3 separate regions of the Homo sapiens genome follow, and all the other regions are linked to region 2. Evidence: read pairs that join two places in POLR2A ChIA-PET (ENCODE). Cell type or tissue: MCF 10A. All regions are shown on one strand. Links, peaks and the distances in the headings refer to the core of each region. The heading gives the core; the rest is flanking DNA. Region 1 has its middle 200 kb from the start of LINC01228. Region 2 has its middle 21 kb from the start of LINC01228. Region 3 has its middle 51 kb from the start of MAF.

Region 1 (4,899 bases), core at 505-4,504, 180 kb before region 2:
CCTGATTCTGGGGAGCTCTTAGGAGGATTTTACTCATGGTGGAAGGCAAAGGGGAAGCAGGCTGTCTTACATGGAAGGAGCAGGACTAAGAGACAGATGGGAGGTGCCTCACACTTTTAAACACCGAGATCTCCTGAGAACTCATTCACTATGCAGTACCAAGGTGAGATGGTGCTAAACCATTCATGAGAACTACACCACCATGTGCCAATCAACTCCCCTCTAGCCACTCCTCCATCGTTGGAGATTACAATTCCACATGAGATTTGGGGTGGGGACACAGACCCAAACCATATCAGCCCCTATCTGGAAAGGCCTCAAGTGCAGCCACAGTAAATGTGTGAATCATTGCTCCTTTCCTAATCCCACCTGCTGTTTCAGCTTAGTTTTCCACTGTTATTTCCCTACTCCCAAAGCTCCTGCTGCACAAATCTCTTCTTTCTTCCCAGGGCATTGTTGTCAAGACTCTTGCAAGCTACTTAGAAATGTTTGCACTCAGCAAAGCCTTCTTGTATTCAAGAGGGTGAATGAGATAATGGCGATAGAGAGGTTTAGTGGCTATGGGGCCCTGCTGCTTAGCAGTTAAGAACCTGCCTCTCTTGTAATCCAGCTAGCATGCACTGGAGCTGGGTGGTCTGATAGAAGTTTCTTAAGTTGGTGCTTCCACTTTCCTCATTACCAAATAAGATAAAAAAATTACAATATTTCTGAGTTATTTGGACTGTTAAATGACTTAGCATATGCAAAAACCTTAACAAGGTGTCTGGCACAGAATAAGCCGCCACTGGCAAGAGTTCCTTCTCATGTATATGAAGGTCGTGCGCTTTGGAGAAAATGTGGAGAAAGGACATTTGGACTGGATCATGAAGTGATCCAGCTTATGGGCAGTGTTTGGGGTTTGGGTAAGAATAGTCTTTGTGGAAGGAATAACACAAGCAAAAGGAGAAAAATAGCCATGGGATGGGGGCATGGGAAGGGAGGGGTCTGAGAAAATGTGGAGGAAGGACATTTGGACTGGATCTTGAAGTGATCCAGCTTATGGGCGGTGTTTGGTGTTTGGGTAAGAATAGTCTTTGTGGAAGGAATAAGACAAACAAAAGGAGAAAAATAGCCACGGGATGGGGGCATGGGAAGGGAGGGGTCTCTAGCGAGGAGACTGTCTCTTGTCTATCCTGAGAGCCTCTTCTCCCCTTCTACCCACCATGAATCCTGGGCTACAAATAGGAGAACATCTCACTATTCTTAGGAGACCAGACCTTTGAGGTACATCATGCCTGGGCTTCCTCCCTCCACGCTTTGGAGCACTTTCTCTGACTCACTGGCAAGATCACCTCTTCTTTATGCACCATGCACAGAACAACCCTCTGTTTTCAGCCTTATCTTGCTGTATAATTATAATTATATATGTGTGTGATAGAGGGTCTTGTCTCCTTGTTGAACTGATTTTTTCCATGTTTATGAGGGAGCCATGTCCATCTCTATGTTCTCCATGCTTGACTCATGGTGGGGATTCCGTGGTTGTTGTCTGAAAGTATAAATAGACAATGAATGGATAAAGAAAGAGTTAAGTGAATACAGTATTTTCCCACTAAAGACTAGTCCAAAGCATAGTGTGAAAGCAGTATAATATAGAGCCATGTTCCTCAACAGGTGGGGCGTGGATCAGTAGCATCTTCCTCACCTGGGAGATTGCTAGAAATGCAGACTCCCAGGTCTCATCCCAGACCTGCTGAATCAGAATCTGCATTTTAACAGGATCCCGGGGTGATTCATGTACACTTTACAGTTTGAAAAGACTGGTCTAGTGGTTAAGAGAGAAAGCTCTGGAGACCGAGTTTCAATTCCAGATCTGTGTCTTACCCAGCTATGTGGACTGGACTTATTCCCTCAGGGCCTTAGTTTTCGCATCTTTCATATGGGCAAAATGATAGGAGCTCCTTCATTGTCTTGTTGTGATGATTAAATGTGTTAACATGTGTAAAATACCTTGCACGATGCTTGCCAAATGCAAGCATTCAGTGTTCAAAAAATAGTAGCAGTTGTTATTATTATTCATATCCTTCTGACTGCCCGTGAGACCGTGGAGAAAGAAAGGAAACCTCGCTGAAGATCTAAATAGACACTGCTCTGTGTTTCCTCTCCAAACCCGGTAGCTGGGTGGTGGGGACCGGCTGGCCTCTGGGCTGCCTCTTCCTGCATCGGGCCCCCTCAGTGGGGCACTGCTGACGTGAGCAGCGTGGCCCTTCTCTCTGCTGTCATGCCGCAAGCCCAGAGCTTCCTGGAGCTGAGGACATCAGCTAGACAGAGAGAACCACCCTTTCCCCGGCGCTGAGTCATGCTATCTCTATTCAGACAGGGATCAGGGCAGGTGGGAAACTCTACAGCCTGGCGGAGATGCCCCGGGCGAGGGATTGGGTGACTCATACTGGGACATGAGTAACACTTATTACATAAGGGCAGATCGAGAGTATTCAAGTGCCACACAAGCCTGAATCTGTCCCCACAGACTGGGGAGGGGGTTGTCAGGAAGGAGACTTGCCCAAAGACAAGTCCTGGAATCTCCAAAACAAGTTGGCCCCACTTCTCACGAGTTGCTTCTTTCACATATATGCCCAAGGACAATATCATCATCATCATCATTGATGTGGTTATAATTTGAAACAGGCAGATAAATTGCTTTTCAGGACTAGAAAAAACCTGTGGGTAACTTACTTTAACTTTTAGAGGTGCAGATTAATTAGCACCCAAACTTTGGAGATATGAAAAAGCAATAACTCTCCTTTTTAAGAGCTATGTAAAAAAAGTGAAGTCAATTTAAAAAGCAATTCAGTAGAAGAAATACATTTATTTAACAAACAAGGATAAAAATTTTACACTGATGAAATTAACAGTATTCCTCCTTCAACATATGCATATTCCAGGATTGTGAAGGTAGAGAGAGATGTATACCCACTGATGATGAGTGTGGCAAAAATCAATGGAAGCTTTCTGTCGTGAAGTTGGGCTTAAAAGTCTTGTGACATTGGACCTTCTAGGTTTAAGCTAAAGACGCAATCTGAAATAAAAAAGATAGTTATGAAGAGAGAAACGTTTTCTAAATTATTACTTATAATAAGGGAATACAGAAAGCACTTTTCAAATCCAACTATACAATTTGGTTTCGTCTATAAGTGGTAAATGTACTGGGCATTCAGCTATTGGAAAATCTTTTGAAGTCCTCAGTACTATAGAAGATCCTAGTGCTAAAATGCTGGGTTAAATGGTAAAGCAGAAAACAAAATTTTTAAAGCCTTAGGGTCAAAGCTACATTAACAACAACAAAAGGTCTCTCTACTCTGGAAAAAAATCCAACTGTAAAAGACTAGAATGAAACATAAAAATATTACCAGTAGTTATGGAAGTTCAGTGAACATTTTCCATCTTGATTAAATTTTCAAAACTTTCTGTACTTAACATGTCTTTATGACATAAATGTATATACAAAAGTATTATAAATAATAAATATCATATACACTTATTTAGAATATATATGAATATATAGTATAAAAGTGATATATAATATATAACATATGATTTGAAACAATGAATACTAGCAATATAGTATAATATAATATATAGGAAACTGTCAGATTAAAGTTGAAGGAGACTCTGTGGCCAGTGTTTTATATTCATATACCAAATTCTTCTTATGTGCAAAGGGTGACCAGCATACAAAGGTTAGCTAATTCATAACTTTAGTCCAGTGTACTTTAGAAGAAAAATTAGATGGGTGTGGATTATGTGCTATATTAATCCCTATGGATTAGATATTTCTGTGTAGAGAACTCTGATTAATTTCCTTATTGCTGATCTAGCCAGGCAACAGCTTTTACTTGTGGTAGTTACAGGCCTTTCGACCTCACAGTAGATAAATCAGATGGCAATAGAATTGGTACACACTCCCTTCCATCCTCTCCCCACCCTTTCAATAAATGTCAATTTTCTGGGTTTTTCCGGGCCATGGAATGTACGTGTCATAACCGAAGAACAAATCCATTTGCATTCTCAACCCAAACACCATTTTGGAACTCCAAACCTCCCTGAATGCCAACAGGGCTGTGGCTCCATGCCCAAAAATATAAAGGGAGAGCCTCTCACTTCCCATGAAATCTTAAATCTGCTTTATGTCAAATGGTGGCTCCAACAGAAGAAAGTGGCCAGAACCAAATACTCACATTCTGATACATCAATCCGGTTAATCCCCTGGTCCTGCTAAGCTACAAGGACTTCCAAAAACACAGTCCAGCTATCGTGAGGCATGATGTTTTTTCCAAGCCCTGATCTACCAGGCATGCAATTGCCATATTCATTGTCCAAGGCCCCATCTCTTCTCCTGTTGATCTCCAACCAGGGGTTGCGAACTAAAGCCAGTGGGCCAAATGCAGCCAGTTGCCGGCTTGCTTTTTCTTTTGGCCCTTTCTTAATGGCCCTTGATCTAAGAATGGCATTTATTTATTTATTATTAACCAGATGGTTTGAAATGATTATATAAATATGTACCTAATAGCCTTGAGGCTGCCTTTTGGCCTTGATTTTGCGCAGAATATTTACTATCTGGTTCTTAAAAGAAGCCTGTCCTGAAAGTTTTTGTTGTAACCATCCCAACCTAAGAAATTATTTCCTGGATGCAGCTCCTTACTGATACTCCTGTTCCATGCTGCCCCCTCCCCACATATTTTTTGTTTTTTAAAAGCATCCAGAAAACCCGTCAGAGCATGATTTTCCTCTCCTTGGAGCCTTCCTACGGCTTCTCTTTCTTAAATAAAATTCTACTTCCTATCTTTTCCTTCAAGCCTGAAGCCCCTGCCTACCTCTGCCTTCATCACCAACAACTCTCCCATTGGATGGGTTCCAGCCTCC
Region 2 (4,899 bases), core at 541-4,540:
AGAATGGCGTGAACCCAGGAGGCGGAGCTTGCAGTGAGCCGAGATCGCGCCACTGCACTCCAGCCTGAGTGACACAGTGAGACTCCGTGTCAAAAAAAAAAAAAGAAAAAAAAAAAAAAAGAATGGTACATCCACAGAAAAGACAGGGGAAAATGTTAACATCGGTCAGATCAGATTGGCCAGTATATGGGGGTCTATCACTTTTTGTTTGAGTAAAACATAAAATACTTTTTAAATTAACAAGTTAAAAAACAAAGGTTATATTAATGGGTGGCATAAGGCTTCCCAGACTTGCTTTTGATCTGTAGTTTGCTAACTAGACTTCTATGTTGCCAAGCGTCACCACTCTCGCTTTGCAGAGTGAGATGTGGAAGTTGAAGGGTTTTTGAGGGGCAGCTGAGAGGGACACAGAACCAGGTGAAAGGAGAGACTGCAGACGAGGTGGTTGGGGTACACCAAAGGGAGGAAGCAGCAGCTGTAGGAGGAGTGGGGTCAAGGATGTTTACAAGAGACTTCCAGAAACCCTGTGGGGTTTGATGTAACCCCCTCTTCCGTTTCCCCAGGAAAGCTTCAGTCAAAGCTACACCACTTTCCATTTCTTCAGCTGTCAGATACGGTTTTCTTTTGGCACGTGGAGAAAAGTTGAGACTTGCCTCAGAGGGACCATGGCCTGGACAGCTGACCAAGTGGGTGCAGTCGTGCTCAGGGTCTATATCCACATAAAGTGACTCTTCTGGGTACCTAGCAGGCCTCTAATGTGGCATCACTGCATCCCACGGAGGTCTCTTCTCACCCGAGGCTTTCTGTCATCTGATGAGCTAGGTGCTCAGGTTTCATGCCCATGTCACTGCGCTCCAGTGGCTGCCAGGTAGCCTCTCCGCCCCAGCATCACCACAGAGAGGCTCTTTGGCTGTCGCCCTGATGCCCGCTCACGTGTGGGGCTTCTTGCACAATTGCTGTCCTGGGAGCAGACAAGTGGGAGTGGCAAGGTGGGGCCCACACGGGCAGGTCTGGGGCAGCTCAACCGTGTGAATGGCAGACAGCCGCCAGGCCTCCAGGAGCTGGGGAGCTGGGCTGCTGCAGGACCAGCGGGAAGGTGGGAAGGCAGGATAAGTTGGTGGTGAAAGGGCCTTTGGAGGGAGGTCCACACTGCATCCTCTGCCTACTGTGAGCAAAGGACCCAGCCCCAGCCTGCTGATTTATGGCTTCTCTTCTGTGAGCTCATCAGTGATTTTGGAGCAGGTTCATAAGAAGCAAATGCCTTGTAAAGGCACAGTCTAGCTCTGGCTCTGCCACAGCCTCTCCTGGGAGCGAAAGGAGGTTTCCCATTCCTGGGGCGTGGTTGGCCTGCACTCCCCTGCACACCAACAGCAGGCCTCACGCCACTTTGCAGAAGCCGGAGACAGAGCTGTGTGGCTGGGCTTCAACATGTGCCAACACGCTATTTACAAGGCGAGAAGCTCTGGAGGAAAATGATAAAATGTTGTTTTTTAGGATATTTTGCAATTACATTAAGCCCTGTGAGCCTCAGTGAAGAATGCAGCACTGTGAAAGCTTCCAGACCTTACCAGACAGGGATTTGGGGCCAGCTGAGAGGTGATACCACCTGTCATCATTTGTTCTTTCTTCTGCCTGGGCTACCTGCTCCCGGACACCTCTGTACCCTAGCTCGAAGCTTTGTCTCATATTTCAGGATCCGCGCAATAGGCAGGATCAGCTAACCTATAGAACACAGCCTCTGGGTTAGACGAAACTCAGTGAGGACTTGTCTTAGTTCAGGTCCTTGGTCCTTACATTTTCTGAGCTTCAATCTATTCATCAGAATGGAAGCCCTCCCTGCTTTGACGAGTTTCTAAAACTGGAAATAAGAGTATTTTCATGTAATTAGCCTTCCTCATTAAATCTGTTAAGGACAATCAAGGACATTAGTTAATTTCCAGTTCTTATAGTAGTCCACATATTGTAGAGTCAACCATGAATTGTTCCTATCAGTTTGTTTTATTTAGTTATGATTAATGAAATTATCGTAGATAGGCACATGTGTTTTTAAAGTCACTTCTATCTCAAAAAATAAATATATAAAGAAAGAGATGAACTACACACACACACACACACACACACACACACACACACACACATCAAGTAGTACTGTGGGAAAATAAATAGGCTCTAGACAGACTGACCTGGGTCCTACTAGTCTTTCTAACATATCTTGACTTTGTGATCTTGGGCAAGTTGATTAACCTCTCTGAATCTGCTTTTGTTTATTCTGGAGACAGTATGCACAGTGATTAAGGGCTTTGACTCTGGAAGCAGATGATCTAGGTCTGAATCTCAGATCCATTACACACTCACTTATTTGTACCTCCGTTTTCCTGGTTGTAAAATGGAAGTGAGACTAGTACTTATCCCACAGAGATGCTGTGAGGACCAAATGAGCAAATGAAAACTCACATGATATAAAGGGCTTAAATGGTTGCCTAACACATAGTTATTAAATGACTGCAACATGGGAATAATAATGGAATCTACTTTAGAGGGTTGCGGTGAGGATGAGATGAGACAATGCACGTGAAGTACACAGCTCAGAGCCTGACACCCAGGTGCTGGTTACAACGGGAGCTGTTGCGGCTGTTATTTTTCCTTCAGGGAAGGAAGCAGAGAAGTTGGACTATGCACAGGTCACACTGCACACTCCTGTGGTGTACTGAGATCCATTCACAATTCTACATCACCAGGATCTAGGGATATAGGGGGGAGGGTGGACACAGAAGCGTGGGAGGAGAGGTGCTAGTGTCCCGGGAGAAGGGTCCAGAGAAGGCCAGGCTCTGACAGAGAGAGAAGCTGCAGAGGCCACAGACAGCAGCTACCTGGGAGGCTGTGCTTATGCTGCACCCAGTGCAGGACCATTTTGCTGATCTCCCTCCTGCTGCCAAATGTTCCAACCAGAGCTCTTTGATCCACTGCCAGGCCTCGGGCAATGGAGCCAAGGTGTGTCTGGATTCATGCAAGGCCCTCGGGTGAGGGACTGTCGATCCCGACAGCCATGCCAGCGCAGGGCCAAGAAAGAATGTCCTGGAAGGGTGGGGATGGGTTGGGCTTTCTGAACCCTCCCACCTCAGGAAGGCAAAAGACACAGATCACAGGCAGCAAGGGGCTGCCATTTCTGATGCTTATACCCTCCACGGTGGCTACAGGAGCCCGCACCAGCAGTGGGAGGAGCAACATTCCAGAAGCTGGTAATGATGCACCTGGGTGGGTCCCCATGACCAGCAAGTGCAAAGCTCCCATTGACAGGATGAGAAAGCAAAGGCCAGAAGAGGTCAGGGAATTTTCCCAAAGTCCACGTTAAGGGAGGGTAGACCTTTCAGTCACTTCATAGTTTCATTTCTCAACCTTGGCACTGCTGCTATTTGGGGCTACATAATTATTCGTGGTGGGGTCCGTCTCATGCATTGTAGGATATTGAGCAGCACCCCTGGCCTCGACCCACTAGATGCCAAAAACACTTGGCAAACAAAAATGGGGTGACAAACAAAAATGTCTCCATGCATGGCCCAGTGTCTCCTGGGTGCAAACTCAGGCCTCAGCTGAAAACAAGCCTCTTGGTGAATTGAATGCTACAGAAACATTAATTGAGGTCCAACTGCATCCCAGGGGTCTAGGCTAGCCACGCACATGCATTATCCTGTTTAACACTGACAACTATCTAGGGAATAAAATTTCTATTTTCATTTCTATCTATGCAGCTTCTCTCTGCACCGATGCAGAAACTGTGCCTGCCAGATAGTAATGATCCAGCCGAGGGCACCAGGCTACAATTTGCAGAACTGGACTGAAGAATGGCTGACATAGCCAGCTGCAGTGGCTCATGCTTGTAATCCCAACAGTTTAGGAGGCCAAAGCAGGAGGATCACTTGAAGTCATGAGTTCAAGACCAGCCTGAGCAACATGGCAAGACCCCATCTCTATAAAAAATACAATAATTAGCAGGGCATGGTCGCACATGTCTGTAGTCCCAGCTGCTTGGTAGGCTGAGGCGGATGGATCATTTCAGCCCAGGAGGCAAGACTGCAGTGAGCCATGAGTATGCCACTGCACTCCAGCCTGGGTGACAAAAGAAAAAAAAAATAGAATGGATGATATAAACTTTATTGTTTACTGTGGGGTTGCGGTGGGGGGAGGCGTTAGTTCGTTCTTCTTTCTCTCAATACCTTTACAAAGTCTCTGTTTCAAAAGAGAGCGCAGATTATGCCTGCTACCCCAAGTCCTGAGTCAGAATTCAAAGGCAAATATGGTAGGGTGATGAGGCAGAAAGGACTTAGGCAGCAGGAGAGCTGTGATTGGTGGAAGGGGCAGGCAGGAAGAGTTTGGGTTTGGAGACACTGGTTGCTGAGTCAGAACTCCAGCTCTGTCATTGCCTGTGTGACTTTGGGCAAGTTACATGTGATTGTTGGAGCTTCCATTTCATTTGCTAAATAATTGGGATCATAATACATACAACGTGGAGTTGTTAGGATGTCACGAGAGAATGCACAAGAAGTAAGTACTCCCGAATTGAGCTATTATCTACCTCAAAGGATTACTGGAGAAATAGAAAAGGGATATAAAGAAACACAGCAAAGATGCTTCATAAAAGGTAATTATTATTATTGTTATGAACACCCTTTGAAATTGGTTATTCATTTTCTGAAAGCCACTCAAAGATTCCGTTCGTATCGCAGAAGAATTGGATAAATGATTTCTTTGATAAACTAGCTTTTCACCTAGGGGATCTGGTTTGCTGATCCTACCCAGATTAGAATGACTGAAAATCAATTTGATTTGACAGCTGTGGAGAAAAGGAAATGCACGTACTAACTGTCAAGCAACGCAGCTCCTCGGTGCGGATACAAAGCA
Region 3 (4,899 bases), core at 445-4,444, 200 kb after region 2:
ATGCAGAGGGCACACACAGTGGACCATACCAAAATGCACGTGCACAAGCACACACACACACATCTTGACCATGCACACACAGACTCCTCATTTCTTTCTGGAATGTGTCTGGGTTCCAGGCAGGCCCTTGTTTGGCCTGAGGGAGGCTGTGATTATTCTCCCAGCCACAGCAGGCAGGGCAGCTCAGAGACCTGTTCTGGATTACACAGTTCATATCTACGTCCCTCCCCGTGAGTAAGGGTGGTGCAGAAAAGGAGTGCCTTAGCCGCTCCTTGCACCCGGCTTCTATCTCTCCCTACAACCCAGCCCCACTGGAGTCTTTGCAGCCTGTGACAATGGGATGTTATCCAAAACCATTGCTGCGTCTTTTGCAAGAGTTCCCCATGTGAGACTCACTGCCTATCCTTATCCCTCCCTTCCAAACTCAGCTGGCGGGAGGCCAAGCCATCTCTGGGGTAGGGGGGCAGAGCTAAGCACTTGGCAGCTCCTAGCACTGTGAGGCCCTCATCAGCCACTCTCCCAGGGGCCCTGTTTGGGTGCTGAGCCCAGCCAGCTCTGCAGCTCTGCAGGAAGGAGTCCCCTGCAACATCTGCTTGGCCTATCTGGGGCTATTCAAGCACAGCTTCCTCTTCTGCCTGTGCTTATCTAGGAATTGGGTTCCAATGAGCCAGAACCTGGTGCTTTCACCTGAAGTTTTTTTTTTTTTCTTCCTTTTTTTTTTTTTATTATATCACCTGAAGTTTTGACAAGTTATTGTTTCCTGGCAGCAGCCAAGATGGAGCTGTGACCTCCATCTGGGTTAATGAGTGGAAGACTCACCATGCGCCTACCATGTTGTCCCAGTTCATTGTCCTGCTCCAAGGCGCTAATAAACAAGGTTACGCCTCATATTGGTTGCACAGTCTCCTCCTTGGAGACCATTTCATACCCTCAGTCAGAGCAAGCCTCAACAGATGCAGACCAAGCCCCTACTCCTTGCTAGAGAAGGAGAAAAATGGCAACGTCAGTGCAGCGAGCTGTCAGAGGGATGTTAATAAAGTAACTCAGATGTTCTCCATGGCCCCCACTCCTGGGAGATTTGGTTAAAATTAGTCCAAAACCTAATTCCACAGACTTGCAAGAATCCCGAGCTGTCCCCAGAATTGCTGTGAATTCCTCCATCTATTCCTCACATGTCTCTTAGCTTTGGAGCTCTGAATGCACCTGCATGTGGCTTCAAATTCCACCCCCATCAAGCTGAACAAAAACCCATTACTTAAAAGAATTTCAAAAATAAACCGACTTGTCTGAAACACTTTGAGTTCAGTGACTTTACTGAAAGGTTTGTGATCACAGGAAGGGGTACATCACAGGGGCCTGGGGCTGGTCTTCCTGTGTCCCACCAGCTTCAGTCCTGCACTCACCTCCCATCTTCTTCTTCCTTCCCTCTCTAGAGTAACTCCTAGTTCTGTCCCCCTCTCCATGGACTTTCTCACATTCAGGTCCAGGAAGATTGGCTCCCATCACCCATTCCCAAAGAGACGTTTTTAAATATTCTCCTCTCCCAAAAGTGGGTGTCTGCCCTTAAGAAATTCTCATAACAGCTGCCAAGAAAATAAAATATTCTCTAAAACATCACATTATAAAACTGCGTGTTCACCAGAGAAGTTCCTCAGACAAAGATGAATAAACATAGAAAAGGGAACTCTGGAAATGAGAGTACTTTCAATATTAAGAAGATGCCTAGCCGGGCACGGTGGCTCACATGTGTAATCCCAGCACTTTGGGAGGCTGAGGCAGGAGGATCACTTGAGGTCAGGAGTTCGAGACCAGCTTGGCCAACATGGTGAAACTCAGTCCCTACTAAAAATACAAAAATAAGCTGGACATGGTGGTTGGCGCCCGTAATTCTAGCTACTTAGGAGGCTGAGGCAGGAGAATCACTTGAACCTGGGAGGCAGAGGTTGCAGTGAGCCGAGATTGTGCCATTGCACTCCAGCCTGAGCAACAGAGTAAGACTCTATCTCAAAAAAAAAAAAAAAAAAAAAAAAAAGACCAAGATACCTGAGATAGCTGGCTGCTAAATGCAGAATTAAATGAAGAGAGAACTCAGGAATTGGGTGTCAAGACGGACTCTTTTTTGCCCAAGCATTGGTGAGACAGATGAAGCAAGAGTCAGAAGCTCACACCCCAGATGGGCCCCCAAGAAATTTCTCTCCAGCCAGGGTCTGACATCTTTGTTCCATGTTGACAACAAAGGTCTGAGCTCCAAAATCCACCCCCGCCCCCGAGTAATTGTGGTTTCTCCAGGCCAAGAGGGGTGAAGACCGGGCAGGCACAGGTTACAGGGCTCCTCTGAAGAGTTGACTAGCGGCCATTCATAGGCAGGAGAGCTCCTTCTCAACAAAGTCTGTTTGTTTCCCCCAAGAGCCTGGAGAGTCCGTGCCAAGAGAGAATGACTCATTGGCTCCCAGGCCTTGCCTCACTCTGGGAGACACTGAGCCAGGCCCTTCTCCCCAAAGAGCAGCAGGGCAGCCTCCATCTGGCTCCAGGCCGATGTGGGTGCTACACAGTGAGCTTAAAAACTCAACATGGAGAAGGGTCCAAGTGCGAGTCTTCCAGCCTCACCCCTCATGCAGGATTCCTGTGTCCATGCGTGATGACTTTCTTCAAGGGTTCAAACATGATCAGTTTAAAAGTGAATGTGATTCCCCTCCATAACCCTGCCCATCTGGAAATCTTGAGTCATGGCCAAATTAGAATGCAAAAATGTAGAAACTAATGTTGGGTGCAAAACAGCCTTTGCAATATTTTAGAAGCTTCCAGAAAAGCTTTATCCACAAGAGAAATTTTTCTTCAGAGCAGTAAAAATCAGTTATTGACACAGGTTAACGTAACTCATCAATGAAAAACTGGATACAAATCCAACTAGTTATCCTAACAGCTTCAAACTCATAGTCTATTATATTAAGATTATACTTGCTACTGACCTCACAGGATGGTTGTAAAGAGTAAATAAGAAAATGATGACTACAGAGACAGGCCGAAGCAATGCTCTCAGTAACTTACAAATATTATCTGACTCCATCCTCATCATCTCCGTCACAGGTCTCCAGAAAGTGCAGGAATCTTTAAGCCACTTTGAGGAATCTGAACCTGGAGAACTCAAGTGGTTCAAGTTCACATAACTAATAAAAATCATATTAATGACTGGCACCGTTATCACGTCTGTTATCCCAGCACTTTGGGAGCCTGAGGCAGGCGGATCACTTGAGGTCCGGAATTCAACACCAGCCTGGCTAACATGGTGAAACCCTGTCTCTGCTAAAAATACAAAAATTAACCGGGTGCAGTGGCAGGTGCTTGTAATCCTAGCTACTCGGGAGGCTGAGACAGGAGAATCGCTTGAACCTGGGAGGTGGAGGTTGCGGTGCACCAAGGTCACGCCACTGAACTCCAGCCTGGGTGACAGAACAAGACTCAGTCTCAAAAAAAGAAAAAAATTAACGCAGCAAATAAGTAGGAAGATAAGATAGCAAAAGGTGAGCCCCACTCAGCGACTTAGAGATGCAAAAATGTTTTAGTGGCCAGTGCTTTAGAAGCACATGTATTAACTGGCAATGAGTATGCTAATTATAAAGCTAGCTTATCAGTTCAGTAAAAACTGTTTCCACAGGTCCCTCGTCATATCAGCCCCCAGACAAGGTATTTCCTAAACAGAAAAGTATAAATCTGCAGGTAATCTTGATTAGTTTTTCTTATGCTTCCTCCCAGGAAGAGAGATGTCACCTAGTCATTAAAAAAATAAATTTATTCAGCGCCTCCTTTGGGCCATGCACTCTGTTGGAACTGGGAATAAAATCAGTGATGGAAAGAGACAGAACTTACAATTCAGGACAGGGTGTATCAACCTCAGCACTGGTGACATTCTAGGTTGGATCATTCTTTGTTGGAGGACCCTGTTCTGAGCATTGAAGGGGTGTTTATCAGCATCCCTGGTCTCTAGCTACTAGATGCCAGTAGTGTACCCCAAGAGGTGACAACCAAAAATGTGTCCAGAAATTTGTCAAATGCCCCTAGGGGGCAAAATCACCCCAATTGAGAACCACTGCTGGAGAGGAGGAGAGTCACTAATCAAACACGGACAGTTGTCTGCACAGGGAACTTGGAGGACCAGCCCCAAACCCAGTTTTTTTCATAGAAGTGATCTCTAAATGGAAATACCAGCCCTAGCAGAACTAGGCAGAAGAAGTAGTTTGGAAGGTGGGAGAGATGCGTCTTGGAATCATATCAGAGGCAGAGGAAACAATGAGACCCAAGGCAAGGGGGGAAGTGTGATTCTGATTTGGGGTCTGTGTTGTTTAACATATGTATCCATGCTGTAGATAAAGACCAAAGGCAGCATTATTCAATGAGCATTTGGTGCAACACAGAGAGAAATGTATTTCAGGAGGTTCATACAAGCTAGAACCATGGGCCAAAGTTATAATGCACTAACAAGATCAAATGCAAACTTCTACACTATGTGCTCCCCCAAATCCAGCCATTAAAGAAAGGAACCCTTGGCTGAAAGTCAGAGGACTTTTAAAAGGCTTTCAGTGGAAATCAGTGGATCTCATACTCATTCATGCATGAGAAACCTCTGGAGGGCTTCTTAAAGCACAGATGGCTGGATACCAACCCCAGTGTTTGTGATTCCGGAGGTCTTGGGAGGAGCCAGAGAATTTACATTTCTAACAACTTCTCAGGTGATGTTGATGCTGCTAGTTTGGGCATCAACTTTTGAAAACCACTGGTATCAGCTTTAGTTTTCAAAGATGTTAATGGCAACAAGGTCACATAAATAGAGATAGGGTGTCTAGTCCAAGAAGGTGAGAACCTCAATACCAAGAGACCACACTGGTATGCCAGGAAGAATGC

Evidence for each region. ChIA-PET counts read pairs that join two places held together with the same protein. Peaks named below come from ENCODE experiments on the same cell type or tissue, not always from the same donor. Only the 100,000 strongest peaks of a DNase experiment are listed, where the experiment ranks them.
Region 1: POLR2A ChIA-PET joins it to region 2 with 5 read pairs; 1 of 35 experiments calls an interaction of 5 or more read pairs at or near these places.
Region 3: POLR2A ChIA-PET joins it to region 2 with 6 read pairs; 2 of 35 experiments call an interaction of 5 or more read pairs at or near these places.

Annotation. Positions count from the first base shown.
Region 1 is chr16:80,024,731-80,029,629 of GRCh38, reverse strand. No RefSeq gene overlaps it. Among named protein-coding and RNA genes, the nearest start is that of LINC01228, 200 kb to the right of the region's middle. RefSeq lists enhancers at 2,076-2,135, 1,645-2,844. In MCF 10A, for the core only: no CTCF peak of the experiment used is centred there; a DNase peak (open chromatin) is centred at 2,349.
Region 2 is chr16:79,845,399-79,850,297 of GRCh38, reverse strand. No RefSeq gene overlaps it. Among named protein-coding and RNA genes, the nearest start is that of LINC01228, 21 kb to the right of the region's middle. RefSeq lists an enhancer at 4,893-4,899. In MCF 10A, for the core only: no CTCF peak of the experiment used is centred there; a DNase peak (open chromatin) is centred at 2,977.
Region 3 is chr16:79,649,091-79,653,989 of GRCh38, reverse strand. No RefSeq gene overlaps it. Among named protein-coding and RNA genes, the nearest start is that of MAF, 51 kb to the right of the region's middle. In MCF 10A, for the core only: no CTCF peak of the experiment used is centred there; a DNase peak (open chromatin) is centred at 2,429.